Regions from separate parts of the Homo sapiens genome. Here regions 2 and 3 are each linked to region 1. Evidence: chromatin contacts called from ENCODE Hi-C or POLR2A ChIA-PET data. All regions are on one chromosome and are shown on one strand. Each heading gives the region's core, a stretch centred on a gene start or an enhancer-like site at or near the end of the contact. The rest is flanking DNA. Distances are from core to core; before and after follow the strand shown. Region 1 overlaps AKNA (AT-hook transcription factor). Region 2 overlaps RGS3 (regulator of G protein signaling 3). Region 3 has its middle 59 kb from the start of TNFSF8.

The links. Hi-C counts contacts between places; a loop is a spot of excess contacts on that map. ChIA-PET counts read pairs that join two places held with the same protein, here RNA polymerase II (POLR2A). Pooled maps may share reads with other maps.
Region 2: a loop to region 1 is called in a pooled map, with 6 times the contacts of the local background. The contact joins two enhancer-like sites. A Hi-C loop is called at or near these places in 1 of 168 maps with a recorded cell type or tissue (natural killer cell), 3 of 37 single-sample maps with no recorded cell type and 9 of 50 pooled maps. POLR2A ChIA-PET finds 5 or more read pairs at or near these places in 2 of 52 experiments (GM10248 and naive thymus-derived CD8-positive, alpha-beta T cell).
Region 3: a pooled map shows a loop between it and region 1 (4-fold over the local background). The contact joins two enhancer-like sites. A Hi-C loop is called at or near these places in 1 of 50 pooled maps. POLR2A ChIA-PET finds 5 or more read pairs at or near these places in 2 of 52 experiments (B cell and K562).

Annotation. Positions count from the first base shown.
Region 1 is chr9:114,365,429-114,368,572 of GRCh38, reverse strand. AKNA (AT-hook transcription factor) reads left to right here. Exons shown (of 22, transcript NM_001317950.2): 5 at 1-134; 6 at 876-1,030. Among named protein-coding and RNA genes, the nearest start is that of AKNA, 21 kb to the left of the region's middle. RefSeq lists enhancers at 722-1,021, 493-1,441, 1,549-1,638, 1,659-1,718. Within about 2 kb of position 1,617, at least 12 of the 41 ENCODE cell types and tissues checked have a DNase peak (open chromatin) inside an H3K27ac peak, as active enhancers do; they include natural killer cell, where a contact is called at or near this core.
Region 2 is chr9:113,515,629-113,518,772 of GRCh38, reverse strand. RGS3 (regulator of G protein signaling 3) reads right to left here. Exons shown (of 23, transcript NM_001394167.1): 14 at 1,149-1,232. Among named protein-coding and RNA genes, the nearest start is that of RGS3, 53 kb to the right of the region's middle. RefSeq lists enhancers at 308-597, 999-1,128, 1,289-1,538. Within about 2 kb of position 1,497, at least 10 of the 41 ENCODE cell types and tissues checked have a DNase peak (open chromatin) inside an H3K27ac peak, as active enhancers do; they include natural killer cell, where a contact is called at or near this core.
Region 3 is chr9:114,988,338-114,991,481 of GRCh38, reverse strand. No RefSeq gene overlaps it. Among named protein-coding and RNA genes, the nearest start is that of TNFSF8, 59 kb to the right of the region's middle. Within about 2 kb of position 1,546, at least 2 of the 41 ENCODE cell types and tissues checked have a DNase peak (open chromatin) inside an H3K27ac peak, as active enhancers do.

The DNA.
Region 1 (3,144 bases), core at 368-2,867:
CCAGCCCAACCACAGCATCCACACGGGAATGGTGCCCCAGGGGACCAAGGTCTTGTCCTTCACCATCCCACAGCCCCGCTCTGCAGAGTGGTGGCCGGGCCCGGCCGAGGACCCCCAGGCCTCTGCGGCCTCAGGTGAGTCCGGGAGAAGAGCTGCAGCTGGAGGCTCCTTCTGCCTGGGATTCTGCTCTGTGGGACTGACTTGGTTCACCCTGGGGATGGCGCTGGCCTCAGGCCAGGGGAAGGAGGGAGGCAAGGCCCCACCCTGGGCACTTTGACTCAAAAGGGTCAGAGATGTGGAAAGTGTCCTGCTTTGATCCACAGCAGCCTGGGGGCAGCCCTGGCCCTGCCACTTGGCATCTTGGTGACCCTGGGTGAGTTGAAAACATAGAGCATTGTCCCTGGGGAGCCCATATCTCAGCCAGGCCCTGTGCTAAGCCTTGACACATGTGACCTCACTTAATCCCCACAATAACCCGCTGAGGTGTGCACTGTTGTCACACCCATGACAGCCAAGGGGACCAATTGGAGAGGTGAGGACACGCTGAAGTTCATACAGCTATGGAGGGGAAGTGTCTGGATTGGAACTCACGTCTCCCTGTGTGAGAGCCCACGCTGTTGACTGGGAACCCAGAGGCCTAGCGTAGCTCTGCTCCAGCCAACCATGTGGCCTGGGGCAGATCTGGACCTTGTTCTCCCTTGTAAATGGGGGACAATGTTCTACCCAGCCCACTTCCTGGGGCTGATGTGAAGATCGCACATGGTGACTGAGCTATAACTTGATGATGGAGGTGGTGGCTTTGACGTTCAGCCTCAGTCCTTCAGCTCCTGGAAGGACTGTTCTTGGCCCCAGCTTTCAGCAGTTGTGTATTCCAGGGTGGCCATCAGCTCGAGGAGACTTGAGCCCCTCCTCGCTTACCAGCATGCCCACCCTGGGGTGGCTTCCGGAGAACCGGGACATCTCTGAGGACCAGTCCTCAGCAGAGCAGACCCAGGCACTGGCTTCTCAGGCCAGCCAGTTCCTGGCCAAGGTGAGTGGACTCCCAGCTTTGCCCCCGAGAGACTTAACTCACCTGGAGAACACAGAACCTCTGCCTGCTTGGGTGAGAGGCACTCTGGGAGTCTCACTTGTCATTCCCCTGCCTCTGCACCGAGTTAACTCAGCCATCCCCAAAACATGAGCCCCTCCCTGGTTTTAGAGGCCACACAGCTCCAGCCTCCTCCTTGTCACCAGTGCTAGGTCTCACCCCCCTTTTTGGCAATGCATCTCATCCAAATCCCTCCACTTGTGCTTGGAAGTGTCTCTAGGCTGGCTCCCGGGAAACTCTGAGCTCTTTCAGGATTCTGGAAGGGTAACAGAATCTCCACTCTACCTTTTCCTCTTCAGGATAAGTTGCCTCACTTTCTTAGTTCATTTTATTAAATAAATCAATTCCTAGTTACTTCTCAAGGGTCTTCGTATCTTCATGAAACAGTCCAAGTAACCGTGAATTGTTTGCAGGTCTGTTTATAACTGTACATTGGCTTTATTCCAGAAGTGGTTTAAAGCACCTTATGAAAATACATACGTTTTAGCCACATTCTGAAAACAGAAGTGAGAAAACTGGGGCAGAGAGGAAGTAAGGGTAGAAAAAAATAAAATACGTGGAGTGAGTAAATAAAATGTTCTGTTGGACCCTAAGCACATTAGAGTCACACATTTAGCTTTGAGCTTCCTAGTTGCCAATGCCAAAAGAGAAATGCAATAGTTACATGCACTACCATGCCCATAAAACAAATTCTTTCAGAAGCACCACCATTTTATTCTTCCCTTCCCTTCCCTCCTCTCCTCTCCTCTCCCTTCCCCTCTCCTCTTCTCTTCTCTCCTCCCCTCCCCTCCTCTCCTCTTCCCTCCCCTCCCATCTCTCCTTCTTTCCCTTGCTTTACTGAAATATAATTCACATACCATGCGGTTGACTCATTTAAAGTGTTTGCTTGCTTCAGCGGTTTTTAGTATATTTGCAGTTCTGCCACTATCACCACAGTCAGTTTTAGAACATTTTCATCACGCACTAAGAAACCTCATCTGTATTAGGCAGTCACTCCCCATCCCCTCTTTCCCCAGCCTCCGTCGGCTGCTCTTCTGCTTCCTGTCTTTATAGGCTTGCCTATTGTGGATGTCTCATAGCAATAGATTCACGCAATATTTGTCCTGTGTCTGACATCTGTCACTTACCATGATGTTTTCAAAGTTAATCCTTGTTGGAGTAGCACATACAAGTACTTCATTTCTTTTCTTCTTTTTTTTTTTTTTTGAGACAGAGTCTCACTCTGTTGCCCAGGCTGGAGTGCAGTGGTGCAGTCTTGGCTCACTGCAACCTCCGCTTCCCGGGTTCAAGCAATTCTCCTGCCTCAAGCCTCCCTAGAAGCTGAGATTACAGGCACGCGCCACCATGCCTGGCTAATTTTTGTATTTTTAGTAGAGATGGGGTTTCACCATGTTGGCCAGGCTGGTCTTGAGCTCCTGACCTCAGGTGATATGCCTGCCTCGGCCTCCCAAAGTGCTGGGATTACAGGCTTCGTTTCCTTTTGCCACCACCATTCTTGGTTCCGTAGCCGGAGACACATTTCTTCTTCGTCCTATATGTTGTCCACAAAATAAAGCAATGTCAAATCATCACACTGAGCAGGAGCTGGGGCCTTAGCTGACCCCTCATGTCTAGTGCTGCACGGTCCAATTCAGAAGCTGCTGGCCACATGTGACTGTTGAGTACTTGACATGGGCTGCTCTGAATTGAGACGTGCTGTGGGTATGAAACACATGCCAGATTTCAGAGACTTAGAAATATAAAGTGTCTCCCTATTTTTTTAGTATTGATTACATGTTGAAATGATATTTGGGGCTAAATAAAATATAAAAATTAATTTTACCTGTTTCTTTTTACATTCTCAATGTGGCTATGAGAAAATTATAGATGGTGTAGCTCACATTATAGTTCTATTTTATATATTATAAAATTATGTAATATGATTATATAATATACATTTCTATATTTCACACTGATCTAGAGCTTTCTTAAAACCGAACCTTACATCATCCCTTGCCTTTTTTTGTAATTAAACTTTTTTGAGCAGGTAATAGATGCCCATGATAAGGACCTTTGCA
Region 2 (3,144 bases), core at 248-2,747, 850 kb after region 1:
TATGCAAAGATTGTTAAGTTCCCAAAGTTTGCAAAGTTCCCAAGAGGAGGTTCGGAAAAGAGGAGGTCCAGAAATACAGTAGGCAACAGCGAGCGGTGGAAGGGAGCATGCAGTCCCCCAGGGCACTCCCTTGAAAAAGATAATGTACATTTGGAATAGATGAGTTCCAGTCCAGTCTGCTTACTTAAAAAACAAACCAACCTCCTGCTTCAGCCACAGTCACACATAGTGTCCCAGAAGGCTGAGGTTTAAAGCGTCCTTACAGACCAACCTCTGACCCTGCCCTTACTGCCTCAAATACACACATACCTACTGCTCAGATGGAAAGACTGAGGAAGAAGGAAGAAATCACATGTGAGCCAGCAGCAGACCTGGGTCTCGATACAAACTTCCTGTCTCCAAGTTTCCTGATCTTTCCACTACCCCAAGCTGCCACTCGACTCAGCCAAGGCAGCTCTACATTGGGGCCTGATCTGCAAAGAGCCTGCTACCCTCACCCCATGGCCCCAGGTAGCCAGGGCAGAGCCCAGGGCTCCAACTTCTGTACCCAAGTAGTTTAAGCTCAGAGACTGAACTGACCAGCTCTGGGGTTGTGTAGATGAATGAAGTTCTCCCAATTAGAGAAAAGCATCCCAGGCCAGCTCCCAGGAAGGGTGACACAGGTCCCATGTCAGCACCCCACAGGCAGAGCTACAACCCAGGCGAAATCATAGACTCGTCTCTCAGAAGAGGACATGGGATTTGGGTTAAAACAGGCCCAGAAAACTCAGGTAAACTGATGCTGGTCTAAAAATTCACTTTGGCTAATAGCTTTACTCTTCCTGCCACCAAAGTCACTCCCCACAGCCAGGGTAAATTGCCATCTCTTCTGCTCCTGAGAGGAAGGTGGGATAAACAATGGGGTGTCTTTAGGGGCTGGGGAAACTTTCTAACCATCAAAGAAGGATTCGACAGCTTTTGAAAGGAGATGTACAAGAAAAAGCTGGGTAGCCTTTGCTAGGGAGAGTGGCGGGGTCCTTCTCAGGTCTCCCCTACCCTGAGAATGTACAATTCTAAGATACTCAGGAAGAGACCAAAGTGAGGGGCCTGGAGAATGCCAATGAAGCCCACCCAGAAAGCCCCCTAAAAAATGCAGGTGAAAGTCTTACCTCGGCAGCCTTGTTCCTCCCTTCATACAGCAGCAGCTCCTCTGACAGCAGGAGGGTCCGGGCAGGATTACAGAGATCTAGAGGCTGGAAATAAAGCAGGCTGAGTGGGCAGTTCAAAAAGAGGCTGGGTGAGGACCCGGGGGGAGGAAGCAGCAGCTTGTCAAAGCCAGCCACAGAGAACCCTCTGACCCAGAGAAGACTGTCAGCCCGCCACCGACCCGAGAACCCACACACCCCCTCATACATAAGATGGAAACAGAAAGAGAGACGCTGCTGTCCTGTGGAACTGTTGCTGCCACCTTCCCCATCAACCCTCACCGTGAGAGCTACACTCATTGACAGGAAGTCTAACCACAGGCTTAGGCCCTCTGCAGTCCTCAGCCCCAGCTCTCACCCCCCACTGCACTGGGCTCCTGGGCCCTCCCAGCCCCCGCCATCCCCCATCTATCCTGTTCATGCCTCACAGGACCAAGAGGCATCCTGAGAGCCACATGCCAAGAGATTTGGTCACTTGAGTCCCTTCAAAGCCAGGCCAGTCCCTGCTCTGCACTCATAGCACACTTGAACTGTCTCCTTCTCAGGCAATCCCCCAAGGGTCAATTATCACCCAAACCTCTCACCCTACTCCCTCACCTTGCCCAGCCCAGCCCAGAGGAAGCTCCCTAAGCTCTGGATTACCCAGCAGGACTTGTCCTTATGACTGTATATTTCTAATATGGCTTCTAAGTACATGACATCAAGCAAGGTGCTTAAAGAAAGATCATGAAACAAATAGCAAGCTGGACCTGAAATCCCAGCTACTTGGGAGGCTGAGGTGGAAGGATCATTTGAGGCCAGGAGCTTGAGGTTACAGTGAGCTGTGATCATACCACTGCACTCCAGCCTGGGGGACACAGCGAGAGACTGTCTCTTAAATAGAAGTAGTTTCTTATACAAATATTAAAATGAACATGAAAATTAGACACAGGCCGCATGTGGTGGCTCATGCCTGTAATCCCAGCACTTTGGAAGGCCGAGGCGGGTGGATCACCTGAGGTCAGGAGTTCGAGACCAGCCTGGCCAACATGGTAAAACCCCGTCTCTACTAAAAATACAAAAAACTAGCCAGGCATGGTCGTGGGCACCTGTAATCCCAGCTACTTGGGAGGCTAAGGCAGGAGAATTGCTTGAACCTGGGAGGTGGAGGTTGCAGTGAGCCGAGATCGCACCCTTGCACTCCGGCCTGGGCAAAAAGAGTGAAACTCCATCTCAAAAAAAAAAAAAGAAAAAGAAAGAAAATTAGACATTGTAGATGCCAAGAACTTTGTGTCACATGCTAAGAAAGAGAAGAGACCCACAGAAAGGCTAAGGCCAGGCCCTGCTGACAGAGCTGTCTAAGGGGAGGCGTGTGAGCTCCCAGAGATGTGTTGCATCCTAACAAAGTGTGCCTACTGGACAGTGACAGGCTCAGACTGGGATGCCAGGGAGACCAGAGAGGCACAGGCAGAAATGAAGCCCGTGGGGCCAAGTCATGTCTATGCTGCTGATAAGACGATAAACCATTAGAATCTTCCTGCAAAGCAATTTGTCAATATGTGTAAAGAGCCTTTAAAATGTTTATGACCCATGACCCAGTCATTTCCCTTTCAGCAATCTCTCCCAAGGAAAATAATCAGAGAGGCAATCCATGCGCAAGGATTTTCATCACAGGGTTATTTACAATAGCAAAAGAGTAGACAGAAGTATCTGAATACAGAACTGGTTAAATAAATACAGTATACCCATATAAAAGAAGAGTGGGCAACCACCGTAAAACACAGAGCATTTAGTGGTGTGGGAAAGGTTCATGCTACAATTTTCCTTTTAAAAAGGCAACATGATATAAAATATAGAATAAGGTCTGTTTTTTAATGTGCATATGCACACAGAAAAGATGCTGAAATGTTCACACTATCATATCTGGGTGATGGAATAAATAAAGATTTTTAGGTTTTTGTTTTGTTTCTTTTTTTTTTGA
Region 3 (3,144 bases), core at 297-2,796, 620 kb before region 1:
GTTCATTTCCCAAAAGTAATTTCAGTCGGTGTTGCCAAGAGCAGGAAAAAGATAAAGGTGATGAAAAGGAAATGAAGGAAATAAATGTCAACTAGAGCCTTGGCAGACAGAGCTGGTTTCCACCCAGTCTCCTCTGATTTGGTTCAAAAAGGCAAAATACTCGATTTAAAATTCCTCCTACCAACCCTGCACACACACACACACACACACGCACACAAAACATGCACGTGCACACGCCAACATCCTTGAAAATAGAAGTAGTTGTAAGATCCAGTTCTGCCCGGTGAGTTGTAGGTAATATTCAATGAGTAGAGGTCATGGTTAACTTCTCTGAAACGAAATGTCCCCTCTGGCTTTTGGTCCTGCCCTTCTTTGCACCGGAAAATAATTGTGATGGCTGGAGGAGCAGCACCCATCTTATGACCTGAGGCTGAAGGATATACTCTAGGGTTGGGGTTGGATGACTTTGTAAAAGGAGGGAGACTAAGTCCTCAATGACTTTGTAAAATTATTTACTTTTTAGTAGAGACACTGAAACTCAAGCAGCCTAATTCCAGGACCCACATTACAATTAGTTTGATGAGTGTTGGTAGCAGGAGGTTTGGGGGTCTCCTTCCATTGATACTCAGCTCAAATGGCCCTATGCAGGAAACCTTGCCTAATTCCCAGGATAAATCAGGATTCCTTCATTTTATAGGTTCATGGCTCACCATCATTTTCCCTCTGGCAAGTTACCACAGTTATTTGTGTCACTATTTGTATGATGCCTGCATCTACTACCAGACTCTAAGCCTTGCAAGATATAGATATAGATCTAAAACTAGATCCATATCTCCGTCTCCACTGATCTATCTATCTATCCCTGTCTATCTACCAACCTACCTATATAAAGCCTTTGTATTCCTGATGCCCAGCACAGTGCCTTGCATAACATAGGTCCTCCAATGTTTGCCAAGAAAATGAATGAATGAATGAATGAAAGCCATGAGTTGAAACCACATCTTCAGAATCCTCCATCATTTCTACCAAGAAAAACAAGATGTGAACAAACAAATTTAGGATTTCTCAGTTTTTTATAAGAACACAGACACCCTTGAAGATTCAAGGGCTGATTGTTCAATATGATGGCCCTTCAGGGACTTCCTCTGGGCATCGCATGGCTTCTCAGGATGCACAAAGATTACAAGGGCAGGTCTGGTTTCCTCTTTAGGAGAGATTGAGTGAAAGAAGAAGCTGGTCCTACCTGAAGTCTGGGGATCATGTGTGTGTGATTATCAAGATTCATGCTCTGTGCCACTCCCCTGAGAGACCCCCAGGCTGTCCCCCCATCACCCTAACCTCTGATCAGTCTCCAGGGTCAGTGACAGAAAGCAACAAGCCTTTCCACGGTTCTGAATTTGAGCTGCTTGTGCATTGAGCACTGTCAGAGCCACATCAAAGGCTAAGGTTGGGTTGCCAGGTCTACACTGAAAGTCCTCAGGAGCCACAGCTCGGGAGGCAGGGGCTCTGGAGGCGCCCCCAGCTCCCTGGGGGACCAGGTACTTTCCTGAAGAGAACACATCACTCAGCTCTTCCTGTGCTTTTACTGTAAACTCTTGGTTTATGATGCACCTAAGAGGAAGGACAGAGGGGAAAGAGAGAGACAGAGACAGAAAGACAGGGGAGGTTGACTTGAAAGAAGCACAGTAAACAGCAACTGATTCTTACATGTTCAGAGCTGGGAGTGGCAGTCCCCACTGAGAGGCAGAGACTGAGGCCCAGAGAGGGAAAAGTGGCTTGCTCATGCCCAGGAAGCTGAGAGAGGAGAGAGGCAAACCCAGGCCTCTTTAGCTGGTTCTCTTTCCACCACATCTACATAGTCACTCTTCCTGAGAACCCTCTAGGATCCAGAAATGAATTGAGCTCTCTTTGATAAGAGAGGACCCCAAGAAGGAGCAGGGGAACGGCAATTATAGGTACCAAGAGCCAAGTATGCTCATGGCACAATGGCGGACTCAAGTGTCATCCCTTCCAGCATGTGATAGTCACTGCATCTCAGAAAATACGTAAATGAAAAAAGCCAAGGCCTCTGCCCTCACTGAACTCCCAGTCTACTGGGAGAGTCAGACATGCGCCCAGCAACATCCAATACCTGGCAACCTTGGAGAAGGGTTAGCAGTGCACAGAGGAAGGATTTGATGGTCAAGATGGGAGAGGTGCAATGGGAATCAGCAAAGGCGTTCTGGCCTTCGGGGTGAGTATGTGTTCATTGGTGGAAGAAAGGTCACCACAAGCAGAGGGACATAGGTAGCAAAGGCCTCAAAGTGGGGAAATACGTGGTGTAATCCTGGTGAGTCACCCTGTGACTGAGGCTTAGCTTTTTCATAAGGGACAGTTGCAGAGAGCTGACTAGGAAGGTAATTTAAACCATTGATGAAAACCCCAAAGCCGGAAGCCTGGCTTTGTGAATGTCTTAGTGCCCAGTGCAGGGCTAAGCACCAGAGACCCATGCTCTGGATGAATGATAGTGGGGCCTGATCATTGCCTACCTGGGGGCTTAATGAAGTGTAAAACCATGTTCACATCTCCTACCACCTGGGAGTTTGTGCCAAAAAAAACCCTAAAGACCACTTACAAAGCAGTACCTATCAAATACTGGATATTCTGAAGCACAGAAATCCTGTGGTAGACATGAGGATGAGTGGTCAACATAACCCCATCACCCATCTAAAAGCTTTATGAAATGGCTTACAATTAATTCTTCCAGAGAATAAAGAGACAAGAGACCTGAGACACAGTGACAAGCACATGGCAAAATGGATGACAACTAAGTCTACCATCGTGCCTATGTATGTTTGGCTTTATTTATTTATTTATTTGAGACGGAGTCTCCCTCTGTTGCCCAGTCTGGAGTGCAGTGGCGTGATCTCGGCTCACTGCAACCTCCACCTCCCGGGTTCAAGTGATTCCCTTGCCTCAGACTCGGAGGAGCTGGGACTACAGGTGCCTGCACCACCTGTACCGGCTAATTTTTGTATTTTTAGTAGAGACAGGGTTTTGCCATGTTGGCCAGGCTGGTCTTGAACTCCTGACCTCAAGTGACCCACCCGCCTCAGCTTCCCAAAGTGCCGGGATTACAGGCGTGAGCCAGCACATCCAGCCTGG